3 separate regions of the Homo sapiens genome follow, and all the other regions are linked to region 3. A link is an interaction called in ENCODE POLR2A ChIA-PET data of the cell type or tissue named here. Cell type or tissue: CD4-positive, alpha-beta T cell. All regions are shown on one strand.

Region 1 (5,000 bases), 210 kb before region 3:
ATTCTCCTATGATGTAATGTAGTCTTTGAATGACACTTTAAACAGTCACAGCTTTTCTCCATTGGGATCCCCATTCTGCCCCTCAAAGCTGTGTGATCTTGGGTACCTCTTCACACTTCAGTTTTGCCATCTGTAAAATGGGTATAGCAATGGTATCAAACCTTAAGCGGCATTACGGAGGCCAAATATGCTAATGTGTATGTTTGGTGTAGAGTAAGCCCCAAATAAAGACTAGCCATTGTTTTCGTGGCCATTTTTTGTCTGTTGAGAAACTGTTAATGCAGCAACTTTCTCCGGGTTAGAGTTGGATTAACTAACAAGCTTCTGAGGAAAATATTAAAATTTCCCGTGATTTTCCACAGTGGCTATTTAATATATATTACATCAAGCAAGCAGGTAAAGAAAAGCAATACTTTCAGGTGTAAATACAGCACCTGGATTGGGTTGATTTTGGTAATTCGGTTTTTTTCCTTAGACAAAGCTAGGTTTTCAAGCCAAACAGTACACAGCTGTAGAAAACAGTCACTTAAAATTTCAAAAGGTTGCTCTGTATGTGTAATTACTATTATTATTATTATTTCAGACAGAGTCTTGCTCTGTCGCCCAGACTGGAGTGCAGTGGTGTGATCTCGACTCACTGCAACGCTCAAGGGATTCCCATGCCTCAGCCTCCTGAGTAGCTCGGTGTAAAATTACAGGCATGTGCCACCACGCCCGGCTAATTTTTGTATTTTTAATAGAGATGGGGTTTCGCCATGTTGGCTAGGCTGTTCTGGAACTCCTAACCTCAAGTGATCCGCCCACTTCGGCCTCCCAAGGTCCTGAGATGACAGGTGTGAGCCACCTTGCCCGGCCCCGTATGTGTAATTATGTATCTACTTTTATTCTTGATGTTGTTTATAAGTACATTCCCTCTTGTTTTTCTTACTCATTCTTACCAATGGACTTAAACTTAATTTTATTGGACTTTACAAAGAATGAGTGATTTTTTTTTTTTTTTTTGAGACGGAGACCCCGTCGCCCAGACTGGGGTACAGTGGCGCAATCTCGGCTCACTGCAAGCTCCGCCTCCCGGGTTCACGCCATTCTCCTGCCTCAGCTTGCCGAGTAGCTGGGACTACAGGCGCCCCGCCCGGCTAATTTTTTGTATTTTTAGTTTAGACGGGGTTTGTTTCACCCTGTTAGCCAGGATGGTCTCCATCTCCTGACCTCATAATCGGCCCGCCTTGGCCTCCCAAAGTGCTGGGATTACAGGCGTGAGCCACCGCGCCCAGCCGAATCAGTGATTTTACTGATCAAAAAGTATTGGTTGTTTTTTATTTATGTGACAACTTCCGCTCTTAAGTTTATGAATTCCTTTGTATATTAGATTATGGAAGTGTCTTTAAGAAATAAATACAATTTTAAAATATCTATCTACAGGTAATATCCACATCTCTATGTCTATCGATAGAGAATAACATTTAGGGAAACGGAGAGGGGAGAGGGAGCTAGAATGGAAAGGGCACCTCACAGATGATTTCTCCCCTAACAAATTTTTGTTTTGTTTTGTTTTGCTTTGAGATTTTACTTTTTTGCAAGAAGAATCTATTTAGGTATTAGTTGAATTTTTCATCGGTCAGGTCCAAAGAACAAGGGGGGGTGGGGAGGGGACGGCGGGAGAGTGTGGCAGGGTGTGGGCGGGGCAGGAAGAAATGGGGGCCCACCCTGAAGGCTTTCTTAGGTCCTTTTCTCAGCCATTTTCCTCCTTCCCCAACCGGAGAATTGCCCCGCGTGTGCAAGGAGCGGCGTGCCTCCACGCAGCAGCAACAACAACAGCCGCGCGAGTGGCCGCAGCGTCCACGCCGCCCGCGAGTGGCCGCAGCGTCCACGCCGCCAGCGCAAAGTCGGTGCGCACAGCCTGGCGCGAGTTCGAAGCTGGAGAGGGCTGTAAAATAGATTGGGGGGCGGGGGAGACCACGTGATTTTCTGGAACGCTGGCTCGCCTCTTTATTTTGATTCTCGAGTAAACTTACAATCCCCAAAATGCGTTGAGGGCATCGGAAAGAGTAAAGTCACGTTCCGCTGGAAAGGATCACTTCTTAAGTTCACATGAACCTATTCTTTGATCCTCCTTCATTGCTGCTTAAGATTTACTTCTCTTTCAAATCAAATAATGTGTTTCTTTCTCATTCTGAGAAAAGCTTTCAAGATGTGATTTCCCTTTTGAAACACTTTGAAGTCTTTCCCCAGCACATCCTTTCTTAAAGGGATTTGGTAAGAGGAGATAGGCCTGGAGGCCAGGGCATTTTAAAGTCACTTTCCAAATACCCTGTGTTCCCTTAAAGAGTCTTGAATTGAAACATCCCAGCTGCTGGAAGACGTTTCCAAATGTGACTCTGTGGCTGCAACACCCTAATGTCTTCTCTCCTAGGACCCTGGTGGGTCATAAAGACAGACAGAGCAGAAAGGAAGCCTTTAGTTTTTTAAGTAAAGCCACTTCCATGGGCTTCCTAAAACAACAAGGATTCTCACATTTAGTTAGTCCTCTCTGTTAGGACATCAAGGGAGAAACAGCTGAAATCCAGGGCTGAACATTTCCTGGCGCGGCTAGATTTGAAGCTTCCAGTATGTGGAGTATCACCTTCATTCCCTCTGGGGGCGTCTATATGGTTTGTGCCAGGTGGGAGCACCTGCCCCGTGGTGGCCAAAAATACTGACAGCAATTCAAGCTTCTCACTTCCGAATGAGATGTTTGTACACGAAGTGACCTTTAATTGTGTCTTAGAAACTCATGTCAGATCAACATGTGGTTTCACTTATTCAGGAGAGGTTATTACATTTCAAGCTGTTTTGTGTTAGTTTTTAGCATTTAAATGAAGTATTTTCTCTTTCATATATTTGATGTGGCTCAAAGAAGCTTGCTTCTTTTTCTTTTTTTTCCTTCATAGATTTTATTGTTTGATTAGATCTTTTTGTCAAGTCAGATCAAAGATGGCTTTTCCTTTCTTTAGGAGAGAGATCTTTTATGAAAACAAATCAATAGAACAGATTTCACAGTAAAGAGGCATTTTGTTTAAAAGATTTTGAAAAGAGGAAAAAGATTACAATGAGGGTAGAAGAGAGATGTTTTTATTTTTGTATTCTATTTGTCTGTCAAAGAGTTAGATGAAAGCAAATACTTTGGCATTCTCAACTTCAGATTTACTGTGGGGAGGCTTTGCAGACTCAGCTAGATAGACACATCCTTATAGAAGAATTCACTTTACCTTTTAGCATCTGGGAATATCCGAGAGCTGGTGGCTCCTCCCTACCTATCCCTGCTCCCTCCTAAGATGATGTAGATGCTGGATTCTTGGCTTTTTGGCATCTTTTTCAGATGAACTCCTTCACATGCTTCAAGAGAAAATGCAGGAGTTTCTAGATAGCATTCATGTTTTTGTAGCAACTTTTAGTTCCCTCTATCCAGGGGCTACCACAGTATATTGAAATGATGTGTTTACTTGGTGGCTATGCTGCTCTTTAGGGGCAGGAAAGGGCTGGTTCACCTTGTCCCTCTCCCTGCTTGTCGGAGCTCAACAAATATTTGTCAATCTGAACTGAACAAAGGCAGAAATGTGGTCAGTATTCCCTGTGCTATTTCTTTTTTTTCTTTTCTTTTTCTTTTTTTTTTTTTTTTGGGATGGAGTTTCGCTCTTGTTGCCCAGGCTGGAGTGCAATGGCACGATCTCTGCTCACCGCAACCTCCACCTCCTGGGTTCAAGCAATTCTCCTGCCTCAGCCTCCCGAGTAGCTGGGATTACAGGCACGCACCACTGTGCCCAGCTAATTTTGTATTTTTAGTAGAGACAGGGTTTTTCTCCATGTTGGTCAGGCTGGTCTCGAACTCCCGATCTCAGGTGATCCTCCCGCCTCAGCCTCCCAATGTGCTGGGATTACAGGCATGAGCCACCGCACCCAGCTCCTTGTGCTATTAAAAAAAGATAATTAAGATTATATTGGGAGTATTTGGCAGTCACCAGGTAAATAACATCTGTAAAACATCATAGATGGAATATATGGATGCCTCTAGACAGCACTTATTATCTCACTCAATATGTGTTTTTCTTATCTGTCTCTTTTTTTAAAATTTTTTTTTTTTTTAATTTTTTGTAGAGACAGTGGTTTCACTGTGTTGCCCAAGCTGGCCTCGAACTCCTGGGTTTAAGCAATCCTCCCACCTTGGCCTCCCAAAGTACTGGACTTACAGGTGTGAGCCACTGCACCCAGCCAGTACCTGTCTCTTCAGCCTAAAATGTCTGCTCCATCAGGGCAGGATTTTGTGGTAAACATTTAGAACAATGCCTGAGACATAGCAATAGCTCAGAAGTTATTTGAAGCAATCTACACATTTCCTCTTTCCCATTTCCGGGCATGATGAAGGGGTAAATTAAGAACAGTCATCCAAATAATTCAAGTAAAAGACAATCTTGAGGCCGGGTGAGGTGGCTCAGGCCTGTAATCCCAGCACTTTGGGAGGCTCAGGTGGGTGGATCACTTGAGGTCAGGAGTTTAAAACCAGCTTGGCCATCATAGTGAAACCCTGTCTCTACTAAAAATACAAAAAATTATCTGGGCATGGTGGTGTGCGCCTGTAATCCCTGCTACTCGGGAGGCTGAGGCAGGAGAATCGCTTGAACCCAGGAGGCAGAAGTTGCCGTGAGCCAAGATCGTGCCACCGCACTCCAGCCTGGGTGACGGATCGAGATTCTATCTCAAAAAAGAGACAATCTTAAGTGATTTGCCAATCCAGAAACCTCAGTTGTGTGGTTGCTACAATTCTCCAGTTGCCTTGGCTGTGAGTGAGGACTTAGGCATCCAGAGAGTACATCATGTATATAATAGTTGATGCCTCTCCAGTGCCCCAAACAGTATTATCAATATATCTTTTGTTTTGTTTTGTTTTGTTTTTGAGACAGAGTCTTGCTCTGTTGCCCAGGCGGAGTGCAGTGGCATGATCTTGGCTCACTGCAACCTCCTGC
Region 2 (5,000 bases), 180 kb before region 3:
CTGAGACAGGAGAATCACTTGAACCCGGGAGGTGGAGTTTGCAGTGAACTGAGATCACACCACTGCACTCCAGCCTGGGTGACAGAGCGAGACCATCTCAAAAAGAAAAAAAAAAAAGGCCCTAGATTTCTGGCTTCTAAAACTTCATACTTTTTGAAATTGAAAAAAGAGCTGGACTTTAAAGAATGAATTGGAGGAAAAAAAAAATTCAAGGTGAATAGATGGGGAAAAAGTGAGCCAGCATGAGGAAAACATGCAGATGTCTTTAGGTAAGATCAAGTAGCGCCAGGCGTGGTCGCTCACGCCTATAATTCCAGTGCCTTGGGAGGCTGAGGCAGGAGGATCACTTGAGCCCAGGAGTCTGAGACCAGCTTGGTCAACATAGTGAGACTTCATCTCTACAAAAAAGAAAAAAAAAATTAGCTGGACATGATGGCAGGAGGATCACTTGAGCCCAGGAATTCAAGCCATGATTGTACTGCTGCACTCCAGCCTGGGTGACAGAGCGAGACCCTGTCTCAAAAAGAAAAAAACACAAAACACCAGTTTACTCAGGCAGCAGATAGATTGTATCTATCAGGGAGATAGATTGTATAAGCACAGGAGTGGAAGCCAAGGGTCCAGTGTGGAAGCTCCTGCAATTATCAACTGTAGGAGGTTAGATTGGAGGGGTGTCCGTAGGGAAGATGAAGCGGGTGAACAGTTTTGAGAGATTCTTGGGCAGCAAAATTGGCAGGACAGGTTGATGGTTTAGACAAGCAAGGCGAGGAGGAAGGAGGTATCACGGCTGACTCATAGTGTTTTTAACCAGGGAAGCAGGAAAAACTGGAAGAAGAGACGCTATTAAATTATGTAGGTAAGAGGTCCTGAAGATGCTGAGTCAATGACAGTAGGACTGGCAGGAGGACTCCAGGGCACTGCAGGGATATAATCAATAGGGTTTGGCAGCTGATCGGCCATTGGGAGAAGGCTTTATGGGACAGGGAAGGATCTAGAAGGACTTCAGCCCCAAGCAGGGGTTGCTGTTTTTGTCTTGAATATGTAGAGTGGGATTATGAAGCTGTGTCACATGAAATACCCTCAAATCTGTCCATTTATACATACATGAGCTGGTCTGTGAATGGTTGGAGGGAAGCAGCTCAAAAAGGGAAGAGTAGAGTTTTTCAGCCTCAACAAGGTATGATCATTAGAGTTAAAGGGAAAAAAGACTTTGTTAATGAACCCATCAGAGACACTTTGGAACCTACTGCAGCCATAGAAACTGACCTGGAGGCCGGGCGCGGTGGCTCACGCCTGTAATCCCAGTACTTTGGGAGGCTGAGATGGGTGGATCACCTGAGATCAGGAGTTCGAGACCAGCCTGGCCAACATGGTGAAACCCCATCTGTACTAAAAAATACAAAAATTAGCTGAGAGTGGTGGCAGGTGCCTGTAATCCCAGCCACTCGGAAGGCTGAGGCAGGAGAATCGCTTGAACCCAGGAGATGAAGGTTGCAGTGAGCCGAGATCACGCCACTGCACTCTTGCCTGGGCGACAGAGCAAGACTGTCTCAAAAACAAACAAAAAAACAAAGGCCCTTACCGTAGCCTCTGACTCTCTCATTATATTATTACCATTGGAGCACTTTTCATCCCTTTCAGGATTAACCTGTCTTAGCTGTATGTGTTACCTGGTTTATACCTGTGTCTCTCCTGCTCGAGTGTCACCTCTGTCAGGGCCATGTCCCCCCGCCCAGCCACCCGCCTCGTTCAATCCCATTTGCTGCTGTATGTCCAGCTGTGATGGCACTGCCTGACACTTAGTAGGTGCTTGAAACATGTTTTTTGAAGTGGATTGGCTTAAGCCACCCTGAATGCTAAACGCTAGTATTTGGGTGCACCATAGTGACCGTTCTCCTAGGGAAAGCTTTTCACACATTCAAATCTGTTGCTACAGGCAGCGTTCGTGCACACACAAACAGATCCAAGTAAGCGGTGGCTGCAACCCAGTCCTGAGTCAATGGGTTTGGCAGGACAGCAATTAGCCACACATTCTGAGGAAGTGGAGCATCAATCATCCAACTCCTTTTAAGGCATGAGTTAGCTGTATACTTTTGAAATTAGCTTTATGGAGGCATAAGAATGATATCATGGACTTTGGGGACTCAGGGGAAAGAGTGGGAGGGGGTTGAGGGATAAAAGACTACCCACTGGTTGTAGTGTACACGGCTCAAGGGATGTGGCCACCAAAATCTCAGAAATCACCACTAAAGAATTTTCTATGCAACAAAACACCACCCGTTCCCCAAAAACTAGTTAAAAAAATAAAAGATTGTTGGGATTAACAGAAAAAAATAAGATAAAATTATCGTTATTGAAATATAATTCTCATGCCGTATGACCCACTAATTTAAAGTGTACAAACGCAATGATTTTTAGCATGTTCAGAGTCGTGCGACCATCACTGCTATCTCACTCCGAACATTTTCCTCACCCCAAAAGGAAACCCCTTATTCATTAACACTCTCCTCCCATTTCCCCTCCAACCCTAGGAAACCACGAATCTACTTTCTGTTTCTTTCAATTTGCCTATTCTGCACATTGTGTATAAGTGAAATTATGCAGTTTGTGGCCCTTTGTGTCGGTCTTCATTCACTAAACATAATGTTTTCTTTTGTTGTTGTTTTGAGACAGAGTTTCGCTCTTGTTGCCCAGGCTGGAGTGCAATGGGGTGATCTCCGTTCACTGCAACCTCCGCCTCCTGGGTTCAAGCAATTCTCCTACCTCAGCCTCCCAGGTAGCTGGGATTACAGGCACCCGCCACCACATACGGCTAATTTTTTGTATTTAGTAGAGACTGGGTTTCACTGTGTTGGTCAAGCTGGTCTCGAACTCCTGACCTCAGGTGATCCACCTGCCTCGGCCTCCCAAAGTGCTAAGATTATTGGTGTGAGCCACCGCGCCTGGCCACGTAATGGTTTCAAAGTTCATCCATGTTGTAGCATGTATGAGTACTTTATTCCTTTTTATTGCTAAATAATTTTCCATTTTACATATTGATTCTTCTGTTGATGGACATTTGGGTTTTTTCCATTTCTTGGCTACTATGAATATATATATATATATATATATATTTTTTTTTTTTTTTTTTTTTTTTTTTTTTTGAGATGGAGTCTCACTCTGTTGCCCAGGCTGGAGTGCAGTGGCATGATCGTGGCTCACTGCAACCTCTACTGCCCAGGTTCAAGTGATTCTCCTGCCTCAGCCTCCCGAGTAGCTGGGATTACAGGCACCTGCCAGTGCGCTTGGCTAATTTTTGTAGTTTTTAGTAGAGATGGGGTTTCACCATCTTGGCAAACTCTTGACCTCGTGATCCACCTGCCTCAGCCTCCCAGTGTGCTGGGATTACAGGCGTGAGCCACCGTGCCCGGCCAAATTTGTTTTTTTTTGTTGTTTTTTTGTTTTTTTTGTTTTTGAGACGGAGTCTTGCACTGTTGCCCAGGCTGGAGTGCAGTGGCGCGATCTCTGCTTACTGCAAGCTCTGCCTCCTGGGTTCAGGCCATTCTCCTGCCTCAGCCTCCTGAGTAGCCAGGACTACAGGTATGCACCACCATGCCTGGCTAATTTTGTATTTTTGGTGGGACTGGGTTTTGCCATGTTGGCCAGGATGGTCTCCAACTATCGACCTCAGGTGATCCACCCACCTTGGCCTCCCAAAGTGCTGGGATTACAGGCACGAGCCACCGCGCCCAGCACTGTGCTAATATGTTTTAAACAACTTTCTAATACTTGCAGACCTTTCTTTGGAACCAAGAGAGCTGGTCTCTCCTTCATCAGGGCCTTCGGCAGGCAATGCTACCTGGCTAGAAGTTAGCTTTTTTTTTTTTTCTTTGGCATATTTTTCAGCGGTTACCTTCTGTTTATGGAAAATGATATTGATTTTTCATTTACAGAGGTGATACAGTTTCTTTTTTTGGCCTTGATTCATCACCTCTTAACAGTTTCATTTTACAAAACTAATTTAAAGTAGAAGCTGTCGGCCGGGCACGATGGCTCACGCCTGTAATCCCAGCACTTTGGGAGGCCGAGACAGGCGGATCACGAGGTCAGGAGATCGAGACCATCCTGGCTAACACGGTGAAACCCCGTATCTGCTAAAAATTCAAAAAAAAAAGTTAGCCGGGCATGCTCGTGAGCGCCTGTAGTCCCAGCTACTCGGGAGGCTGAGGCAGGAGAATGGCGTGAACCCGGGAGGCGGAGCTTGCAGTGAGCCGAGATCCTGCCACTGCACTCCAGCCTGGGCGACAGAGCGAGACTCTGGCTCAAAAAAAAAAAAAAAAAAAAAAAAGTCGAAGCTGTCTATTAAAAATAAATGATAGTAATAATCTAACGTGGTTCATGAGGAAATTTAAAAACAATAAGGCACCTGTAATTCCAGCACTTTAGGAGGCCGTGGAGGGTGGATCACTTGAGGTTAGGCGCTCAAGACCAGTCTGGCCAACATGGTGAAGCCCCATCTCAACTAAAAATACTAAAATTAGCAAGGTGTGGTGATGCACATCTGTAATCCCAGCTACTCAGGAGACTGAGGCAGAAGAATCACTTGAACCTGGATGTCAGATATTGCAGTGAGCTGAGCTCATACCACTGCACTCCAGCCTGGGCGACAGAGTGAGTGAGATTCCATCTCAAAAACAAAGAAACAAACAAACAAAACACACACAAAAAAAAAACCACACAAAAAAATAAGGCTCTTAGCAAAATAATAGCTAAGTGTTTTTATTTTATTTTATTTTAAAATTGTACCAAAACCATAGATGAAACTAAGTGTTTTTTTATATCTTCATTAAGTGACAATCAGTTTGTTTGTTTTGGTTTTTTTTTTTTTTAATTATTTAGGGATGGGAGTCTTCCCTTGTTGTCCAGACTGGTTTCAAACTCCTGGCCTCAAATGATCCTCACACCTCAGCCTCCCAAAGTGCTGAGATTACAGGCGTGGGCCACCACTCCCAGGCACCAAT
Region 3 (5,000 bases):
GTAGGCAAGAGCAGGCTAGTAACAGTTTGGTGTAGGTTGATGAATTCTTACACTCTGGTAAATGACCTTTGTCTTTTTAAGTATAATAATATTATGTTTAATGTTTAAATGGCTTAACACGACAAATTATATTTCCAAGAGTTAATCATTTATCCATCTTAAATAACAGGTCTTGTTTTCAGTAGAGAAAAGTTTAAGAAGAAATATAAAAAATGGCCTTTCAGCCTACTGATCAGAGAAGCCCTAGTGACACTTAAACAAGCAAACAAACAAATAAAAACACGAGTTTAGGCTGCGGCTGCTCATGCCTGTAATCCCAGCACTTTGGGAGGCTGAGGCAGGCAGATCACCAGCCTGGCCAACATGGTGAAACTCCGTCTCTACTAAAAATACAAAAATTTGCCAGACGTGGTGGCACATGCCTGTAATCCCAGCTATTCCGGAGGCTGAGGCAGGAGAATTGATTGAACCTGGGAGGCGGAGGTTGCAGTGAGCCAAGACTGGGTCACCGCACTCCAGCCTGGGTGATTGAGCGAGACTCTGTCTCAAAAAAAAAAAAAAAGTTTAGAGTTAGAAACTTAAAATTTTATGGAAAGGTACAGAATAAAAAGTGGCAGATGTTCCCCTGTGTACTTTCTTGTTCCTTTCATAAAAATAAAACTCCTGTAACTAATTTCTCATGGATTGTTCCAGAAAAAATTTTCTATGCCTATAGGCATAACTTTATCAACAAAATACACATTCTCTTAAATTGCTTTAAAGATACACACACATGCACGTGCACTTCCCAGAAGTTTCTGTAACAACCCTTGCACAATTTATACTTAGATATTTATTTGCACAACCATATTGTGAATATCACCTCCACCTGTCTGCCTGTCCCCTGTTCCCTCCCTAGTGCCTGGCACGCAGCAGGTAATGACCTATTCATTGAGTGAATAACTAAACTAGTACATCCTCGTTTAACAGAAGGCACTATGCTTTTATTAATGCACCCTGACAAACAGAATTCTTATACCACTAGTTAAGTTCTTCAAGATTCATACTCAATGAATATTGATGGTTTTTTTAAAAATTGATTTTGTTCTAGGTGCTTTCACATGAATGGGATCCTCAGGCTAATCTCCTGAAGTGGTTATTTTAATTCCTGTTCTTCAGATGAGAAAATGGAGACTCACAGAGTTAAAGCCAAATTATATAATAAGAGCTTAATTCTAGGAAAAGGTTCTAGGCCTTTGTGCCCTACTTATATTTCTAAGTCTCTTCCTTTCTGCTAGTTTCAAAAGTAAGAATGCTATGAATGTTTAAGCTTAGCTCTGAATACCAAATATTTCTGTACAGTCTGTCATGCTACAAAGGTTCATTTCAAATCTAATTAGCCCAGCAGATAAAACAAGGAGCTGGAGACTCTAAATAAACCACTAACAAACAAAAAACACCTCTAACACAAAAGAAATCTCTTGATGGTGTAAAAACTAAGCAATGTGGCTTCTAAGAACGTGGCTTCTGAACAGCTCAGAATCAAAACACAGGAAGTAAGCTGTTAATGGCACAATGAAATGAATAAAAACTATTTTGGGGGTGAACCAGAATTTGCTCTGCTATTTACTGGTTCGTGTTCAAAGTGGGGAGAGGGGCCTTGGGGTCAAGAGTTTCCCCAGTGGCCCTATTTCCAAGAAGAAATAGCCAATACACAACTCTGTAAAAAAATTAAAAAACATGGAATTGCACACTTAAAATGGATGAATATTATGATATGTAAATCATGTCTCAATCAAGCTGTTAGAAAGAAAGAAAGAAGAAAGAAAAAGCAAGCAAGCAAGCGAGCCAAATTTAATGCGGTTTTACTTTGCCAGCTGTCAGCTGGTACAGATTTTGGTCGTGTGTGGTGTGTGTGTGTGTGTGTGTGTGTGTGTGTTTAAAAAATGTGGTCTGTGATCCAGAGCATACCAGGATGTGGGAGACTCACAGGTTACTGTTTAATATTATATAGAAAACGTGTGCAGAGCCAAGGAGGGGAAAACAGTTCTGTAATTAAAAGACAGGACTAGGGCTTCCTGAGATGTAAAAATAGATGAAAAAGGTGAATCTTTTGTTCTGTGGGTGTTGCCACAACGTCACCTACTAGGGTGAAACTGCAGTGTGTACCACTCGCCTCCCACTTATAGCTGGTCCGTTGATTCCGTTGACTCGGAATAGCAGCCTTGTTCCATCTGCTGGAGTCAGAGGTTTATGGAGGCAGAAAGTGTGTGGAATTATTTCCAAAAAAAATAATCACAGGAACGGGGAGAGGGAGGGAGGAAGAGAGAGAGAAAAAGAGAGAGAGAGAGAGAGAGACAGAGAGAAAGGAGAAATGAATTTTCAGAATAGAATGAGGTTGGCTGTGTTTGCATTAAAACATTTAAATGAACACTGCAAAAGCTATAAACTGATGCTTCCTTAAGAAGAGCTGTTGGGATTGGACCAGAAAAAAGAACCTCAAAAGGGAAGGGATGGGCAGGAGGGAACTTGCTACTGAGAGGAGTAGGGTTTGCAGGTTTGCAGTTATACCTGTTGCTGTGGTTTGATGCCCCTGTGACTGCGAGGCAAGAAAAAGTAGGTGGAACGTGAGGCTCTCTGCCAGCCAAGGGGCCAGGGGAGACCCCACACACACTCTGCATCAGTGCCTCACCACAGGAAGGAGGATAAGGACAAACAAGCACCCCCTCCATGCCAAACAACAAAACAAAACCTTCTTATTCAATGTAAAAGGAAAAAAAACCCAAAAAAACAGGTAAGGTATTTCCCACTCTCCCACTTTTTTTTTTTTTTAAGAGCGAGAGTTTCACTCTTGCCCAGGTTAGAGTGCATTGGTGCAATCCTAGCTCATTGCAGCCTCAACTTCCTGGGCTCAACCAATTCTCCCACTTTAGCCTCCCAAGTAACTGGAACTACAGGAATGGACCAGGGTGGCCGGCTAATTTTTAAAATTTTTTTGTAGAGACAGTTTCATTAAGTTGCCCAGGCTGGTCTCACACTCCTGGCCTCAAAGGCTCCTCCCACAGCGCTGGGATTACTGGCATGAGCCACAGTGCCCAGCCAACTGAGGTAATTTTTTTTTTTTTTTTGAGACAGGGTCTCGCTCTGTCACCTAGGCTGGAGTGCAGTGGTGCAATCTCAGTTCATTGCAATCTCTGCCTCCTCAGTTCAAGCGATTCTCCTGTCTCAGCCTCCCAAGTAACTGGGATTACAGGCACACACCACCATGCCCGGCTAATTTTTGTATTTTTATAAGAGATGGGGTTTCACCATGTTGACCAGGATGGTCTCGATCTCCTCACCTCGTGATCCACCCGCCTCAGCCTCCCAAAGTGCTGGGATCACAGGCGTGAGCCACCACACCCGGCCTCAACTGAGGTAATTTTTTGAGAAATTCTGGGCAAATGCCCTCACTTACCACTGATCATAGGTTTAAAAACGCCAATAAAACTTGTTTATTGCTTAAGACTAGGGCAGTAGTTACCCTGCTGGGGAAGTGATAGAAGGGGGTGCAGAGGTGTCCCTTTGTGAAAACCCATCAAGCTGGATATTCCTGATTTTTCCACTACTGTGTATCTAGGAAATATTTGACTTTTTTTCTTTTACAATTTTTACAAATATTGTTTATTTTAATGAAGCTGGTGTAGACAATGTCCATTTAAAACCCGATATCCCAGGCCAAAAAGTACAAATAAAAAAGAGCAGTATTCTGTTGTATTCATTTCTGCATGTATACCTTTATTGATAATGAAAATCAGAACTTTTCTGGGATCTTCTGACAAGATTAAGAAAAAAAAAATCTTCAAATGTCTTTTCTTCAGGGAAGCCATCTTTGGAGTTAGTCGTTACTCTCAACCTTATCTGTCACCTTGACTTAACCTGATGCTCCTTTTCTTTTGGTCCAGACCCTCAAATCTTAAAAATAGCTTCAAGTTGTTAAGGAGAGGTCATTTTTCCACAGCTCAGTTCTCTAAAAAACTTCCATCTCCCACCAAAAGTCATAGTCCAGGAGTGAAACAATCACATGGTTGAAAATCAGGGCCAACTGGAAAGTCATTATGAATACTTGCATTGGTCAATCTTATCATCTGAAAATGTACAGTCCTGAAAAAGGTGGCCTCTCTGTGCACACATAATTTTTATAAAAGGAGAGGGCAATATGAAGAGGCCTGAGCCTTGATCACCAGAAATCAGCATAATGAAAACAAACAATAATGAATAATGAACACTAGAATTCAAATTACCAGATGTTTTAAAGAGATGGAGTGCCTGTTTTCAATTCCGTTTTAAATACCATGCTACAAAAGAACTATTTAAAAAAATAAAAAAGGATTGAGGGAAAAGGAAAAAAAAAAAGAATGTCTAAACTGTTGAATGACCTCCGATTTGTTCCTGATAAACCTCAATCACATCTTCTTCCTCCATTCCCAGTTCTTCTGGAGTATGATTATCAGCAATTCTCTGACCTTCAAAGAGAAACCTGAGGGAATTCACTGGAACGCCCTGTCTCTGACAGTACGATTTCTTGAGTTTCTTGAGAGGTGTTGTCATTTTCACTTTGAAATGAATCTCACTGCTATCCTGTCCAATAACCCTGAGTTTAATATCTTCATCTTTTATCTTATCCCCCAAATGCTCAGTTGAAGGTTTTGCCTCCAGGTCAGACATGGTGATGGGGCATTCACCTGCAGGTCTCCGAACAGCAGCAGTCTCGGGGTAGGCAGAACCTCGCTCTGGCGTTTACAATGCCATCTCCCTTCGTCACAGCACGACACCATGGCGGCAGTCACTTCCGCTATGCCTCACGACACTTCTGCTACGCCTTGCATCACTTACGGTGCACCTTGCATCACTTCCGCTAGGCGCAGAGAGGAGGGAGGGAGAAGAGCTAACTTTTTTTTTTTTAAGTACCGATATGTATTCCCTGTTCCTGCTTCCTCATCAATTTCAAACTTAACATGACCCAAAGAGAACTTGGGTTC

Evidence for each region. Peaks named below come from ENCODE experiments on the same cell type or tissue, not always from the same donor. Only the 100,000 strongest peaks of a DNase experiment are listed, where the experiment ranks them.
Region 1: POLR2A ChIA-PET joins it to region 3 with 18 read pairs; 15 of 35 experiments call an interaction of 5 or more read pairs at or near these places.
Region 2: POLR2A ChIA-PET joins it to region 3 with 11 read pairs; 12 of 35 experiments call an interaction of 5 or more read pairs at or near these places.

Annotation. Positions count from the first base shown.
Region 1 is chr20:53,658,449-53,663,448 of GRCh38, forward strand. No RefSeq gene overlaps it. Among named protein-coding and RNA genes, the nearest start is that of ZNF217, 67 kb to the left of the region's middle. RefSeq lists enhancers at 1,764-1,823, 1,834-1,893, 2,814-2,873. In CD4-positive, alpha-beta T cell, no CTCF peak of the experiment used is centred here; DNase peaks (open chromatin) are centred at 1,873 and 2,693; H3K4me3 peaks cover 1,647 bases; H3K27ac peaks cover 1,444 bases.
Region 2 is chr20:53,690,924-53,695,923 of GRCh38, forward strand. No RefSeq gene overlaps it. Among named protein-coding and RNA genes, the nearest start is that of ZNF217, 100 kb to the left of the region's middle. RefSeq lists an enhancer at 395-894. In CD4-positive, alpha-beta T cell, no CTCF peak of the experiment used is centred here; DNase peaks (open chromatin) are centred at 1,998 and 2,538; H3K4me3 peaks cover 625 bases; H3K27ac peaks cover 427 bases.
Region 3 is chr20:53,870,872-53,875,871 of GRCh38, forward strand. It overlaps the pseudogene SUMO1P1. Among named protein-coding and RNA genes, the nearest start is that of BCAS1-AS1, 42 kb to the right of the region's middle. RefSeq lists an enhancer at 4,027-5,000. In CD4-positive, alpha-beta T cell, no CTCF peak of the experiment used is centred here; DNase peaks (open chromatin) are centred at 1,510, 1,890, 2,540 and 4,820; H3K4me3 peaks cover 1,417 bases; H3K27ac peaks cover 2,404 bases.